Linked DNA regions of Homo sapiens: all the other regions are linked to region 3. Evidence: chromatin contacts called from ENCODE Hi-C or POLR2A ChIA-PET data. All regions are on one chromosome and are shown on one strand. Each heading gives the region's core, a stretch centred on a gene start or an enhancer-like site at or near the end of the contact. The rest is flanking DNA. Distances are from core to core; before and after follow the strand shown.

Evidence for each region. A loop is a pair of places that touch in the nucleus more often than their neighbours do. ChIA-PET counts read pairs that join two places held with the same protein, here RNA polymerase II (POLR2A). Pooled maps may share reads with other maps.
Region 1: a map of CD8-positive, alpha-beta T cell shows a loop between it and region 3 (7-fold over the local background). The contact joins the promoter of WEE1 here to the promoter of PPFIBP2 in region 3. A Hi-C loop is called at or near these places in 1 of 168 maps with a recorded cell type or tissue (CD8-positive, alpha-beta T cell), 1 of 37 single-sample maps with no recorded cell type and 6 of 50 pooled maps.
Region 2: a map of ascending aorta shows a loop between it and region 3 (5-fold over the local background). The contact joins the promoter of TRIM68 here to the promoter of PPFIBP2 in region 3. A Hi-C loop is called at or near these places in 2 of 168 maps with a recorded cell type or tissue (ascending aorta and naive thymus-derived CD4-positive, alpha-beta T cell) and 12 of 50 pooled maps.
Region 4: a map with no recorded cell type shows a loop between it and region 3 (6-fold over the local background). The contact joins the promoter of AMPD3 here to the promoter of PPFIBP2 in region 3. A Hi-C loop is called at or near these places in 2 of 37 single-sample maps with no recorded cell type and 4 of 50 pooled maps. POLR2A ChIA-PET finds 5 or more read pairs at or near these places in 1 of 52 experiments (OCI-LY7).

The regions. Positions count from the first base shown.
Region 1 is chr11:9,570,985-9,575,026 of GRCh38, reverse strand. WEE1 (WEE1 G2 checkpoint kinase) reads right to left here and starts at 1,357. Exons shown (of 11, transcript NM_003390.4): 1 at 518-1,357. The coding sequence starts at 1,093. RefSeq lists silencers at 735-834, 1,125-1,334, 1,355-1,704 and an enhancer at 1,279-2,131.
Region 2 is chr11:4,606,164-4,610,032 of GRCh38, reverse strand. TRIM68 (tripartite motif containing 68) reads left to right here and starts at 1,802. Exons shown (of 7, transcript NM_018073.8): 1 at 1,802-2,006. RefSeq lists silencers at 1,638-1,847, 2,158-2,237.
Region 3 is chr11:7,512,317-7,516,301 of GRCh38, reverse strand. PPFIBP2 (PPFIB scaffold protein 2) reads right to left here and starts at 2,303. Exons shown (of 24, transcript NM_003621.5): 1 at 2,181-2,303. It overlaps LOC124902806 (leucine-rich repeat extensin-like protein 5), which reads left to right. Exons shown (of 4, transcript XM_047428005.1): 2 at 1,697-2,184; 3 at 2,262-3,985. The coding sequence ends at 3,092. RefSeq lists a silencer at 2,208-2,737 and an enhancer at 3,408-3,527.
Region 4 is chr11:10,452,532-10,456,513 of GRCh38, reverse strand. It overlaps AMPD3 (adenosine monophosphate deaminase 3), which reads right to left and starts at 1,250. Exons shown (of 15, transcript NM_001025389.2): 1 at 1,066-1,250. RefSeq lists an enhancer at 326-375.

The sequences.
Region 1 (4,042 bases), core at 108-2,607, 2.1 Mb before region 3:
TAGTCTCCCTGCATGCCCCAGACCTTTCCCCCATCCACGCCACACGACACGACACGATCAGGGCGGGACAATTATTTTTCTTTAAACTCCTTCTGCCCGCGCCGCCCAAATTACAGGCCCGATCGCCGCGTTTAAAAGGCATCCTATGGCTCGGGAGTGTCAGGTGGCCGGGCCGGCACCCTCCAGCATCCTCGCGAACCGCGTTATCGGTGCCGCACTCGGGGCTGACACGCTCGGGGCGGCCCGGACTCAACGGGCGGCAAATCCTTGGCCACCCGGACGGGCCGATCGGCCCCTTTGTAAGATGAAGTTCCAGACGAGGCCCATTGTTCAGTTACATAATCTCAACGGACAACCTCGGGGCAGGGCCAAACACAAGGGCTGCCAACTTTGGGGGGCGGCGCAGGAAAGCGAGGGGGGAGCGGCCGGCCGCTTCTGTAACCGAACCCAGGCAGCGGCGCTGGCCCCTCCGGCGCCGCGGCCCCGGCCGCCGGGTGCCCGCGCCCGCCGCTCTCACCTTGGGCGTGTGCGGGGTGTCGAAGAGTCGCAGCTTGCGGAAGGTCTTGTGTGGCGGGGTGCCCGGGTGGTCCGGCCGCGGCGAGCGGCGGCCTTCGCCCGCCCGGCGCGCCCCGCAACCCCGCGGCGACGCATCTCCTGGGCCGCCGCAGCGCACCGGCGAGAAAGAGCTACCCAGGAAGTAGGGGGCCGCCGGCGACTTGACCGGCGACGAGGAGCCGAAGCCCTCCTCCTCCCACGAGTCGCCCTCCGCCCCACCGCCCGCCTCGTCCGCGCCCGGGCAGGCGCCGGGCAGCAACAGGTCCTCCTCCAGCTCGCCGGGGCTGCCGGGGGCCGGCCCGGGCGAGCGGCGGCGCTCGGGCCCGGGCTCCGTGGGGCTCCGCGCGGGCGGCAGCGGCGAGTCGGGCTCTTGAAAGGCCGAGTCCTCCCCGGTGCTGTGGCCGCTGCCCTCCTCCTCCTCCTCTTCTTCCTCCTCCTCACAGTCGCTGCAGGGCGAGAAGATCAGCTTCTGCCGCAAGGTGCAGGCCGCCCCGGCGCGGCGGGGTGGCGGCGGCTGCTGTCGGCTCAGGAAGCTCATCGCGGCCCTGGGGACGGGGCCGAGGACAGGAGAGCGGAGGCCTGCGGGGTCCAGGACACTGCGGGCCTGGGGGCGGGTCCGCCACGTGCGGCTGGGCGCGCCTAGTCGCAGCCGCGGCGTCTCTGCGCGGCGGCGGCCTGCGGCTCCGGGGCGCTCGGGCTGCGGACGGTGGCGGCAGCGGCGGCGCGGACTTTCCGGCAGAGGCGGGGCGGCCCGAGCACCGAGGCTGAGGTCTCCTCAGGTCCAGTCTCAGGTTCGGGCTCCGCGGCTTCCCGCGACCGTTAACCACGTGAGTGCCCAGTCCACCAATCCCAGTGCAGCTCCGGGTTTGAAAAAAAAAGGAGGGCGCGACGTAGCCCGCGGGGGAAGGACCAGCTACGCGATTTTGGCGGGAACCCGCTGGCTCCACCCCCGGCTCGGCGCCAGCCAAGTCTGGGCGGGCTGTGGTGTTCCGGGCCTATGAGCGAGCCTGGGGCGGCGGGGGGCCCGGCCCGGCGCCGCCCGAACACCGCCCGGACGGGGCTGGGCCTTCTGGGAGGGGCAAAAGAGAGCTGGATTCGCCTAAGCCGACCCGAAAGCCGGCCTGGACGCACCCCCCTCGCTGCTCCTCCGGTGCTGGGGGATCTGAAGAGGGGCAGGCGGCCGGGCAGCGCCTCCGGGTCTCTGCGAGCTGGGAAGAGCCAGGGACCGAATGGCCTTCGGCCGCTGCCCTCGGAGGCCGCTTCTTGCCCCTCGTCCCCTGGGGCGAGCCACTGGGGCGTAGTGGGCGTGGCAGTGGGCAGCCACGTTCAGGGTCGAGGTCTGAGCCGGAAATGGTGACTCGGGCCTCGGGACCTTTCTGAACTGCGGGAGCCGATGTGCTTAGGCTGGACACTGGCTGGGAGGAGGCCTCCGAGCCCCATTATTTCCCCGGGGTGGGTGACTGTTAGGGGCGGGTGTCAGCACAGCGAGAAGAGCTCTCCCAAGCAGGGGTCCACCTCTGCCGACCTTGTCCGCGGCCAAAAGAAACAGCAGCACAGTTGCCCACCACGAAACCAAGTGCCCGGCACACGATCTCCGTGTTTACATTTGTTCGCCAGCACGTGGGCATGCGTTGGCAAAACCGATTGGCCCGGCTCGCGGCAAACTCAAACGCAATTTTAAAAAATTTCCCTAGTGCTTCGTTAAACTGATTTAATCTGTCCCTTAATGCACTTACACGTTTCTTCCAGTTTTCTTTTTTCTTTCTTTGTTTATTTATTTTTTTTTTTTTTTCTGAGACGGGGTCTTGCTCTGTCACCCAGGCTGGAGTGCAGTGGCACGATCTCGGCTCACTACAACCTGCAACCTCCGCCTTTAGAGTTCAAGCGATTCTCATGCCTCAGCCACCCGAGTAGCTGGGATTACAGGCGGCTGCCACCACACCTGGCTAATTTTTGTATTTTTAGTAGAGACGAACTTCCCAATGTTGGCCAGGCTGGTCTCCAACTCCTGATCTCAAGTGATCCGCCCGCCTCGGCCTCTCAAAGTGCTGGAATTACAGACGTGAACCACCGCTCCCGGCCTCTTCCAGTTTTCTGTTGTAAACAACCCCGTGGTGTATATGCTTCCTTCTCCATGTTTTTTGTTTGGTTTGGTTTTTTTCGACACGGAGTCTCGCTCTGTCGCCCCAGGCTGGAGTGCAGTGGCGCGATCTCGGCTCACTGCAGCCCCCACCTCCCGGGTTCTCGGGTTCCAGCGATTCTCCTGTCTCCCGGGTAGCTGGTATTACAAGCACATACCAGGCCTGGCCAATTTTTGTATTTTTACAAAATGCAAAATACGGAGTTTCACCATGTTGGCAGGCTGGTCTCAAACTCCTGACCTCAGGTGATCTGCCCGCCTCGGCCTCCCAAAGTGCTAGGATTACAGGCGTGAGCCACCGCGCCTGGCCTTTTTAAAATACTCTTTTGGATACCTCCCTGGAGTTAGAATTCCTCAGTCAAAGGATATAAACTGGCAAACTCCCCCTCCAGAAACACAATACATTCTCACTAGCAGTGGATTAGAGCACACTCTGTGAATTCAGGACATCAGTGGATGTTCGTTGATGTGGTTTTGTTGTTTTGATTCATATTGTTGAACAGTTGTCATGGGTTTAATGATAATTTACATTTATCTCTATTGCCTATTTTTCTTATTGTTAGCACTTTATGCATATTAACACTTTGTCATATATGTTGTTCTAATGCTTTTCAAAGGCTAAATAAACTCAAGCTGAATTTTTCTTGAAACACACGGTAGTACTTAACACATCAAATCGGGAATTTCCTGAGATCACACAACTGAAGACACAGTGAAGGATCAACAGCTGTCTTTTCTCCTAACATTTGCTAACTGGTGTATAAATGTGTTTTTTATATGGTCATGCAAACTTAATTTTAAGCTCTTGGAGGACAAGAATTCTAGACTTGTATAAGGAGAGTTAGTCAATGATCCACAGTGGCCAAAGCCAAGGAGTGATTTTCAGAACCCTTGCTCCAACACTTCCCCTCCTGCCACTCCTTTTTTTTAAATTTTTATTTTTCGAGACAGGGTCTCACTCTGTCCACCCTGTCTCAAAGTGGAGTACAGTGGTGCAATCACGGCTCTGTAGCCTCGATCTCCCCAGGCTCAAGAGATCCTCCCACCTCACCCTCCCAAATAGCTGGGACTAATGATGTGTGCTACCACGCCCAGCTAATATTTGCATTTTTAGTAGAGACTCTGTTTCACCATGTTGCCCAGGCTGGTCTAGAACTCCTGGGCTCAAGCAATCTGCCCGTCTCCGTCTCCCAAAGTGCTGGAATTACAGGCATGAGCCACCATATTGCCCAGGCTGTGGGCCCCCTCCTGCCACTCCTGATGACAAATATAATTATTTGATATAATTGACATTTTCTCAATTTATTATGAAGCATAAATAAAAATAGAGAACCCTACTTTTATCGA
Region 2 (3,869 bases), core at 553-3,052, 2.9 Mb after region 3:
TAAATTAGGGGTCTCTAAGCAAGCATGTTGTATGACATGCAATAAGGTCAGTCTCTGGTCTCTTTCCAGAAAACCAGGCCTCAGATTTGTACTAACCCCCTAACTCTTCCTTAGTCCTACTTCTTCAGTGCCCCAAACAGTTCTCAGTTCTTGCTTCTCCTTTGATGCTACTCCTCCCCTAGAGCACAGATGGACACCATCCTACAGTTAGCCACTCATCTTGTTGTCCTGGTCTATCCTGGATTCAGGGCAGAGGGTTGGGGTCTGCAGCTACAGCTGTGGAATTTGTCCACGACAGAGCCTCACCTGGACACACCTGTCTCACAGCAAACAAATAAAGAAACAAACAAAACATTCTGAAGACATCTGTAAAGGAAAGCTTCTATGCCTTGGAAGTAAACTGGTCTGTCTTCAAAAGCCCTCTCTCCAGCCTTCCCCACATGAACGCAAGCCCCCACCCCCAGCTACCCTGATTGCCAGGGTTCTTGACAGTCCGTCATAGTTACAAATTGCACCTTACACATGAAAATGATCTCCCCATTAACTGTTTTAACTTCACAGAGATTCCAGAGCAGTACAACCAACTTGACCTTCAGCTCCTTAAAGGCAGAGACTATATGTCCCATAGTTGTAATCCCAGCACCCAGTAAAATATTGTCAAGAAAATTGATGTTAAATAAATGTTTAAAATGGCTTATTTCAATTAATCCATTCATTATTCTATTAGAGCAGCCATTTCTCCAAAACTGGGTGAGACAGAGGGTACAGCTCAGACCTAAGATACTTTTGTTTTTTCTCATAGACCTATTTGTTGCAGGAAATTTCTGGGCCTCACCCTTCAGAATTTTAACCATGGCCGGGGCTCAGACACTGGCATGAGCATTCTGGAGTATCTGTCCTAACAATTAAGATATTATATAATTTGGAACCGAGCTTCAATTGGAAGATTTCCTGGTTATTTTCTATGCGGATAGGAGGTGCCTTCACTTGCTTATTAAAACCTAAGTGTCAAGAGAAGGACAAGGCCCTGGGAGTACAAAGAAAAACCCATATCACTGTCTTAAGTAACAGTTTTTGTGTGTGCGTGCATGTGTCTATGTGTTTGGGTGAGGAAGGGATACCAGTTGTTTAATTTTTTTTTCCTTTTTTAATGACAATTTTTGACCAGGGTTTCCATTTCTCCATCAACTCCCGGTCTCTGTTGTCTGTTTTTCACTCTAAAAGTGGATTGTGGCAATAGTGATGACAAGCTGGTTGCTGAAGTAAAAACGAAAAAAGAGAGGGTTTTGTTTTGTTTTGTTTTGTTTTGTTTAAGAACCCAGTATTTAAAGCCTGGAACCATGAGAGGTCGCGAATCTTGCCAGGAACAGCAGAGTCCACACCATATGTGCGCCCAACCCTTTGCTAAGATGGGTCACAGAACCAGACTTGGCCAATCTCAGGCTTCTGAGTTTAACAAGTCAAACTGGCAAATGAATAGCCACCTGAGCCTCTCTTAATGCAGTGCCTGAGCGGCATCATTTGGGAGCCTCAATCCTTTGACCTATCCTAGAACTAACTCCTAGAACCCTCTACAGTTTAAGGGAATCTGAGTCGGTGAAGGGACCAGAAAAACCCAGGAAGTAGAGAAAAAACATTGACATGCCTAGAAGCGCCGAAACCCCCGTCTCATCACCAATTGGCTAGGGGTACCCTGGTCCCTGCCTGTGATTGGCTGCCCCCACAAACACACCGCCCCCTGGGCGAAGCCAACCTGGGCCCAGCCGGCCGCTCATTGGCTGCCGTCCCGCGAGCGGGGCCTAGAGCCGGGTGTAGTATTCTGGGAGCTGCGGGCTACTGGGCCTGCGCTGCCGGGCTTTGGGTTCTGGGCCTCTGCCGCTCTCTGGCCCTAAGTGCTGAGCTGCCGGGAACGGCAGCTTCTGACGCTGGGCCATTGGACGCTGCGGAACCAGGCTTCTTCACTTTGAGTTTCCGCCGCGAAGCGCCAGTCCGGGCCGAGGAGGGAGGTGGGTAGATAACTCTGCCTTTTCTGAAGTCAGATCCCGCACGCTCACTTTACCCCCACCCGCCCGCTGTCCTGGGGACCTGCCCAACGCCCTGTGGCCAGGCCAGGAGCTGCTCCCTGACTCCGGAGGTTACCGCCCGCCCCTCGACTCCCTTCCCGCTGGGGTCCTAACTGGAAGTCTTCCAGGCCCCGCCCCCTTCTCAAATGCCCTTCTCAGACTCTCGCTGTACCCTACGGAAGGCACAGTCAAAGCAACCGAACGTTTAATTATTTGAATTTTCTCAAAGTAATTCATGTATAATAAAAAGTCAAACATTAAAGCAGGTCTTATTTTGAAGAGCAGTAACTACCCATCCCCAGATCTTTGCAGAGGCTGCCACTTTTAGTTTGTCCCCATTTAGATGTTTTTAGCACCCTAAATCAAAATAATATGCGTTCCACTGTATTTCTGGATTTATCATTTTGATATTTCTTTGCCTTACTTTCTTACTGCCACAATCTTGTCAATTTTCCATCGCTATTTTAGGTCTTCCATTTGTAGCTTTAAATAATGGGTATCAACTTCCATTTATTGTTTTATTGACTTTAGATGGTGTCTCTTAATGTCTCTACTGACTTAGCTAAGGATATTAACACATCCTCCACTTTCAATCTACTATCGGTTGGAACTCAACATTTACATTTAGTTTTCACGTATTCAACAAGTATTTGAGGCACTGTTCTTGGCACTGGGGAAATAGAAATGGACAAAACAGACAATGACCCTATCCACATGAAAAAGTTCTAGTATGGGAAGTAAGACAATAGACGAATACATGGCAAATGACGTCAAAGGCAGGATCATGTAGAAGTCATTTTCAGCTGGGAGAATAGCAGGCACCCAAGTCAGGTAGATTGAATGGACGAGGGGTTTGCGGGAGTGTGTGGAAGTTTATTCCTTTGCCTAGCTGGGCACAGGTGCTGTTTCAAGGAGAGATCTTGTTAACCGGGAGCCAGGATAGATTATTTAGTAAGTTAGTGATTTACCAAAATGAGGTTTTAGGATACTGGATCCCACAGTTTGGTAGTGATAGTGGGAGGAAGAAAAGCAGGAGGCAGGGAGTCTAGTGAGAAGGCATGCCCTGCCAATGGCATATCAGAGTCCTGCAAGATTTACTGCTCTGCTTCCTGCTTCCTGCTACTGGACTGCGCTAAACCACAGTGATTTTTCTCTCCTCTTGAATTTGTATTATACCTTAAAGCTAAAGAGGTTAAGAAATTTGCCCAAGATAGATGGCAGAGCCCCAAGCCAAACATCTGTAAAATGAGAACAATAATGGCCTCTGCCTAGGGTTGTGAAATAAACCAACTTAATTCATGTAAAGTGCTCAGAACAGTGCCTGGCACATCATAGAACTGCTCAAAGAGTGCTTGCTTTTATTATTAATGTATGCTCTCAATTTACCTCACAAATGCTAAAAGGATTTTGGGTTTAGGAACTATTTCCTATGTCTAGCTGGTTAATTCATTCAACAAATATTTACTCAGCAATATCTGCATTGCAGGTGCTGTTTAGGTGCTGAGGATACAACAGGAACTAGGATCAACATGTCCCTTCCTTGTATAGATTCTAGCTGGTAACACAAACTAGCAAAGTGAATGAATAAATATTGCCAACTGAGCCAAGAGCCTGCCATTGACCAAGTTCCATGCCCATATGTGGCCCTGGCAAAAATCTCAGATTTCTTGCTGGTGTAGTGATTTCATCAATATGGGTGTGATGATCATCAAATGATCTTTGTTTTAATCTCCAAGGGATGTTATTTCATCTCTGCTTCTAGCATATCACTAAAAGCTCAGAAGACTACCTTGACATCTTGGTGAA
Region 3 (3,985 bases), core at 1,054-3,553:
TCAGGCCCAAAATAAGGCCTCATCCCTTTGACCCTGGATCAGCCTCCCGGTTTCCTATCCGGCCTCGCCGCCCCCACTGTCTTTTTCCCTTGGAGTTTGCTTCCCACCACACTCCCAGAACTTTGCCATTGCAGCAGTTGCCTTCGGGTTTGTCAACAGAATCACCTGGGGGAACTTGGTAAAAACATCCCAGACTACTTAATCTGAACGTTTTACAAAACTCCCCAGGCGATTATGAGGCATAGCCAGGTTTGCAAACTGCTACTCTAAATCCTTGCTACACATAGGGAAATGATCAGCAAGCTCCTGGGAATCTGTTAGAAACACAGAATGTCAAGTCCCACCCCTGACCTATGGAATCATAATTTGCATTTGAACAAGATCCCCACAGGATTCTCAACTTTGAGAAGCTCTGCTCTACAGTGTTGTCAGACCATGCACTCCACAAATATTTACTGGATTTTCTCTGTATCAGGCTAGGAATTGGGAGGGTCAAGGACCAAGGTCTTTGACTTTGAGAAGTTCACAGAACCATCAGTCAGTCCCCTGCTGTGCCTTCAGACCAAGTCCAGACTTCTGTACTGGACAGCTGGGACTATTTTCCAGCCTTGTCACCAGCTTTCCTGACTAGCACTTGACATAAGAGCCAAGCTGGACCACTGGCCACTTCTCATGGTGAGTCCATGCCTGCCTGCCCACACAGTTGTCACAGCCCAGGCCACACTCTACCCTTCTCTGCCTCAAAAACCCCAGGAGGGATCCTTTGAGGTCCATCACATCACCCTTTCTTAAAATTATCCCAGATTTCCCTGCTCAGATGAAAGACAGGAATTCCCATAACTTTGTTCCTACCGCCTTCATGTCATTGATCTCATTCCACTTACTCTTTTAAAGTCAAAGCGCATCTCCCTTAGCTACCCAGTAAAGAAGGCATCATGGTAAGCAGCTTATCTCTCCAGTAGCAATAAGCTAACAACTGTCACATCACCAAATCTTAAAATAGTATTACTAATAATTGAAATATGTTAAATAAAACATGGATAAATGCAATCAGTGAAAACCTCATCAATCATCCCCATCTCCCACTTCAAATTTATTTAGCTATGAATTTAAGCAAAGTACAAATGGGTTGCCTCTCTTAAGCCAAAGAGAAATAATTTCTAAATTAGATAACACTTACAGCTTTCCATACACCTATAATAATGAAAGACTGAATATGCTGAAGATGAATTATGTCGAAAACCAACTACTTTTCTGTAGTTGACCATTTAACTTCACATAATACACTACAAATTTGAAAACACTTCAGATTTGTATTACAATCAATTAAGGAGGGGTTGAGAAAGGAGAGAGACGAAGAGAAAGACAGGAAGTAGACCAAAATATAGAAAAGGGACACGGATCTATACCAAATATCTGGCTGCTCTAAAAGTAAAAATATAATTAGATTCGTTTTTTAAGAAGATTAAACACTGGCAAGAATGCCTGTCTTAATCCTATCCAAACGCTGGAAGTTCTGTTCTCTTGTTACATAATCTTATTTTCATCCGAGGAAAAACTGCGGGTCTGGAATCTGATGTGATGAGGTGAGGAGGGAGCCCACTTTTAAATAGGACCGTCCCCATCCTGCAGTCTACTGGGACGCGGCGGCTTTAGATTTTAAAAAGTGTGCTGTATTTTTGCACTTACACTACAGAACTGGCTTTAGCCGAGGCCCTGCATCTAGACACACGCTGTGTCCACCAGAGAATTGCCTGGGCTGACAGACCTAAAGCTTCCGCAACCTCCTTAGGCTCCCTAGTCCACGCCGCTGCTCCCCGGGCTGAGCAGGGCTGGGACGCGCCGCACAGAACTCAGGGACCCCACCTCCCTGCGCATCTCCAGGGCCACGCTGGCACCTGCAGGAGTGCGGACTGTCCGCGGATCCCAGGCAGGGTTGGGTGGAGATTCGCAGCCAACCCACAGGAGTTCTGCCCTCCTCCCAGGCTTCTGGCCAGTGGAGTTGGAGAAGGGTCCCCGTCCTCGAGCCTGGGACACGCTCCGGGGCTCACAGAGACACTGACCCACACGTCCCCGTGGTTCGTAGCTCTGGGGGCGCTCCACTCCCTAGGTAATGCTCCCGACGGGGATCCCAACCCCGACCGCGCGGCAAGCCCGGGGTGTGGGGAGAGCCCACTGACCTGGGTACGGGGCCGAGGCTCCTCTCCGGGCGGCTCAGGTGTGCGGGCCGCTCCCGTGTCCCTCCCACCTTCAAACATGAGAGCCCAGAAGCGAGCGACGGGCCACTGGCCCACCGACCAACTGCCGGACCAAGCGCCCGACCAACCAGCGGACCGACCGCAGCGGCCGGGGCCGGCGCCCACGTGACGGGGCGGGGACCTGCGGAAGGCTCTTCCCGGAGCGCCGCGCCCCCACCCCGGGACCTGCCACAGGGACCACCCCCTTGGGCACCCGCTCCCTCTCGGGCACCGAAGAAGCCTGCTGGGACCCGTCCACCAGGGTTCCTGTTCCCGGGGGACCGGCCTGGTCAGCCCCGCCCCTTCGAACCTGCCTCGTCCCCACCCCCTGGGCCGCGCGTCCGGGCCCCAGCCCCGCCTCTCTCGGCGGACCGCGCCCCCTTCCGGGAGCCCCGCCCCGTTCGCCGCGCCTCCTCCTCCGCACAGCTCCGGTTGCGGGGAGGCCCGGGTGGGTACCCGGCGCTCCGGCTCCCAGTCTCCTGGGCTTCTCCAGTCCTTCAGCGCCGTTCTCCGGTCACAGGGAATGAAAGCGAGGAAGAAGGAAACGGTGTCGAGAATTGCGAAGAGAGAAAGCATAGAAAACCCACATTAGAGGCACTCCCAGAGCAGAAACCCTTCGGAGCATCCCGACTTCCTCGGCCCGCGTGCAATCCAGGCAAAATTGAGGTTGTCTCTGAGCCGCCCTCCCTAAGCAGGTCGGAAAGCCCCCGAATCATCCCAGGTCCCGCCGCGCTGCACTCGCAACCTGGGGTGGAGGTCCCTCTAGTGGTTGGCACCAAACAAAAGTTCTGTCTTATGAAGAGCCGAGGTCAGGAAGCATTTCCCTGTGCCCAGCGCCAAGGTCTGGGACCTTAGGTCCAAGAAAAGCGTTGGCAATGTCTGACCACAGGAATGGGTTCTCGAACTGGGGAGGACTGAAGCTGGAGATCTGGTCCAGCCCCTACCTCCAGCGTGTGGCCTGAACCCGTTTTGGTTGTACTGCTATGTTGTGGCCCTGCCCAGGCCTCCAAGGACTGGCTGCTGTTAAGCTGTTTAAAATCCCTGTAGGCCTCAGATGGCAGCGACACCAGGGACTCGGCATAGTCCCCAGCTCTGGCAGGAGTCACCACAGCCCTAGCCTTTAGTTCTCTACAGGCTGGAGTGTCGACAAACTCCACAGGACACAACTTTTTCAAACCAAATTTACCCTCGCGGTCTGAAATGACCAGTAGGCCCAGGAGAATTTTACATGTGAACAGAACCTAACCCACCCTGGCAAATATGAGACGTGTGGTCACTGCGGGAACCTGGCCAGCAGCAGACCAAAGCACAGCCAGCAGGGGAAGGCTGGGGCCCGCAAGAGTTGTGTTACAACAGGACACCCTTCAGTTCTCTTTCACTTCCTTAAAATAGCAGCAGAGCGACTTTTGTAGACGCAGGCTGCCACAGTTCACACAAGGTCATGGCTGTTTCCGAATCCCACCCTTTATTGCCCTAGCGGAGCCACTCCCCTTACCTCCGCCCCCAGAAACTGCTAGCCTGTTCTTAAATTGATACAGTTACCTTTTTAAATGTTCTAAGTCACCGGCTCTGGAGCTTCTTTGCACTTTGGAACCAACTTGCGGGAAGGAACTTTAAAAATACTGATATCTCGATCCATCCCCAGAGGTTCTGATTTAATGGTCTTGGGGATATGGCCACGGCATGAGGACTGTTAAAACTCCGCAGGTGATTCTTATGTGCAACAAAGTTTAAGAACCACTGATGTA
Region 4 (3,982 bases), core at 1-2,500, 2.9 Mb before region 3:
GCCACAGTCCCTCCAGAAAGGAAGCCCAGTGCCACTGAAATCCCCTCGTTATACGAAGGAAGCTGGTTCCTACTCTTGCCAGACTCCCCTTGCAGAAGCCCCGACACAGACCTGAGCCTGGCTCCATGACTGGTCCTGAAGATGCCACTCAAGTGATGCACCCGGGTGAGGTGCTGCCTGCCACCCAGGAGGCTCAGCTGAGTCAGTGCGTGCGTGCAGCTGGCTGGGTCCTGTCTGCCGGCTGGAGTAGGAGGTCTCTGTTTTGCATATCTGTGAGCAGCAGTGAGCCAGAGCAGGAAAAGCCTGGGCTGGAAATTCTCTCGTGAATATGAAATATGAGTGGAAAATTTCCAAGAGCCCTGAAGTCCCCAGGTAATCCCAGTTATCCAAAACAAAATGGCTGTGGTATCCTGAATGCAGTGTCCTGGCCCTCTTCACAGCCCTCACAAGAGGAAACTAAAGCGGCGGCTTCCTCTTTACAACAGTAAACTCAGCCGTCCTGCCCAGCTGCAGGAGATAAGCCACAGCCTCCCTCTAACGCCCAGCCTCCTCCTGAAAGCTGAGTAGCAACGAGCGATATCATCACCTTTGCTGCTTCCGTTCTGAACGTGCTTCAGGCCTGGCTGCATTTTATCAAGGGGATTGGTCTCAGGTACAGCCCGACCTGCCTCTTCTCAGAAAGCCCCCCTAAAGCAGCCCTCCCAAGGGCACCCCATAACTGCCAGGGGGAGCTTCAATCCCAGTTGCTAATACAATCCCCTCCATCCCCTCCTCCTCTGAAAGGGAAAGACCATGAACTGCTTCCACCTTTCCCAGGAAAGGACAGAGACTCAGGGAGCAGGAACTGCCTCAGCACAGAGGCGGACAGAGGACAGGGGCAGGCTAGGATGAAAAGCTGACAGCCCCATCCCACTCCTTCCTTTCTTCCCAGAAGGAAGCCCACATCACAGGTGACTGCGAAGCCTGATAAGCTTTACCAGAACCCCCACCCCCATCCACACACACAGAAAAGGAGTACACCCCAACTGACCCACCGGAGCCCACCCCAAACCCTCCCCTGCTTACAGCCGCTCACTGCTCCCACGTGGGCCTCCAGCTCCGAGCGCTGGCTGGACTCTGCCACTCCTCCTGGGGAAGGTGGAGCCTGCCTCAAGTGACCCACAGGAGCAATCCTCTAAAACCAAGCAGGGTTGATTAAAATGGCATCACAGGGTGCAAAGCTCTGATCTTCATCTGCCCTTTAGGAGAGTGGGAAGGCTCAGAACAGACACATAGCCTCCCAGTGACTTAGGCAAATCCTGTGGTCCTGGGAAATAACCATGAGCAAAATGGCTATTTCTGTGGTGCTGTTGAAATCCTGGGGAGAAGAGCTCAGGAAGGATGGGTCAGTTGTTTACCGGGAGGCTAGCTGTAACCCTGACTTGGGCCTGAGTCACCTCCGCATGTCCAATCGTGAGGTTGTGTCTTACTGAGCTCACATCATAATTCCTGTGTGCACAGAGCAGTATTACAGGGTTGACACATGATCCTCGGGCTGCTGCTGGGCTTTAGCTACCCAGAGATTACGGCCCACCTGTCCTCACAGCTGTTTCATAAACAGTGCAACCAGCAGGCTACAAGCAACCTAGAGGGAGGGTAATATTTATTCATTAAACAATTAAATGAACTTACAGTATGAGAAAAAAATCCAAGCCCTTAGTACTATTCTGCCAGAAGGAGGAGGGGCAGATGACTTTTTCTGCTAGTGTTTTGGGGAAAGGGGAGGTAGAGTGGGGACTGCAGTGGGAGGATTCCAGCCCAAGGATTTAAGTCCGACACGTTCAGGGAATTTTATTCTGCACCTTTAACCGGATCCCAGCTAGCCTTAGTCTAAACAAGCATTTTTCAAAGTGCAGTCTGCAGAACATGAAAGGTCAGAAGGCTTGGAAAACACTGCATCCTGTAGTCCCTTATGGGTATTCATGCACAGTTTCTACTAGCAAATTCAACACCTGAGAAGTCCTGCAGTAAAGAAAGCTGCTTAACTTTGTTTAACCCGACGCACTTATTTGACCATCCTAGAACTGCTGTCATAGGAAAAAAACACCTATTAATATCTTGTGGTATCGGCTTTGGGAAACACCCTCCACCTTGAGTCTTCATTTTCCAACTTAGAGAAAGCTGCCTTCCTGGAGCCCAGTTTACAGGTATGAGACCCATTGCATCGGGTTCAGACAGAAACCAGCAGCAGCTCCACTAAGATGACACAGGTTGTAACAATGACCAAGGGTCCTGCTGAAGCCAAAAGGCGGGAAGACTCCCCAGAACATGGGCAGTTTAGAAGAAAAATACAGTTCTGTCCCAGAAGAGCAAGCTCTTCTCAGGACCTCACAATTCCACCTTGAGCCTAACTTGTTGCTGCTTCTTGCAGCCAAGATGTCTCTGTGGACTGAAGAGCACTGATCCCAAGCTCAAAGCCTTATTTCCCTTTCGAACAAACATCAAGACAATTTATGATAACCAGATACAGGGCCCGCTTCTCCTGCCCGAGACTAGACTGCATCCCCTTTTATCACTTAAGCACCCCTTACAAACTCTAAAAGACAGGAGAGGACGGAATCAAATTATGTCTCATCAAGAAAGATATCGGCCGGGCATGGTGGCTCATGCCTGTAATCCCAGCACTTTGGGAGCCCGAGGCAGGTGGATCACAAGGTCAGGAGATTGAGACCATCCTAGCCAACGTGGTGAAACCCCATCTCTACTAAAACACAAAAAATTAGCTGGGCATGGTGGTGCGCACCTGTAGTCCCACCTACTTGAGAGGCTGAGGCAGGGGAATCACTTGAACCCAGGAGGCAGAAGTTGCAGTGAGCTGACATTGCACCACTGCACTGCACTCCAGCCTGGCGACAGAGCAAGACTTTATCTCAAGAAAAAAAAAAAGAAAAAGAAAAAGAAAGATATCACTCTCCTCCCCAAAAGCCAGGCATGAGCTTGCATAGAGGGGTTCATTTTTCTTCTCATTTGTGAGGTGTGTGTGACTCACACAAGGAGTTGGACAAAGGGGATTCACTTGCTAAATACCAGCTCCATGACAAATCTCGCCTGTCTCATTCACAGTTGTATCCCCATACCTGAAATATGGTCGACATTCAGCAAGTATTTGTTGAATGAATGAATGCATAAAACAATGAACAAGTGAACTAGCTATTTATAATAGATCAATCCACCTATGGCAATCTCAGGAATGAGTAGAGTGTATGGCTAAAAACGTAGACTCAGGCTGAGTGTGGTGGCTCACGCCTGTAATCCCAGCGCTTTGGGAGGCCGAGGCGGCCAGACCACTTGAGGTCAGGAGTTTTGAGACCAGCCTGGCCAACATGGGGAAACCCCATCTCTACTAAAAACACAAAAATTAGCCTGGCATGGTAGCGGGCGCCTGTAATCCCAGCTACTTGGGAAGCTGAGGCAGGAGAATCGCTTGAACCCGGGAGGTGGAGGTTGCAGTGAGCTGAGATTGTGCCACTGCACTCCAGCCTGGGTGACAGAGTGAGACTCCATTTCAAACAAACAAACAACAACAAAAAAAACTCCAGCTAGACTCCCTGCATTTGAATCCTGTTCCACCACTTAGTTGTATGACCTTGGGCAAGTTAAATAACTTTTCTGTGGCTCGGTTTTATTCCCTATGAAGTGTGGATAATAAAAAGCCAATCTCATAGGTTGCCATGACAATGAGCATAAGTGAAGTGTTTAGACTGGTACCTGGCATAGAGTATGTGTTTTATAAGCATTATCTGCCAACATCATTGTCATCATCATTATGATATCAGATACGAGAGAGAAGAACTAGGAAAATGAACATGAAGTTTTATCTAGACACTGAATCCTTTTATTCAACCTTATTTATTGAGCACCACCATGTGCCTGGCACTCTCCCAAGTTTCTATTACCTGGGTGCAGGAAGAAGGAAAACATATTTAAATGTGAAGCCAGATCA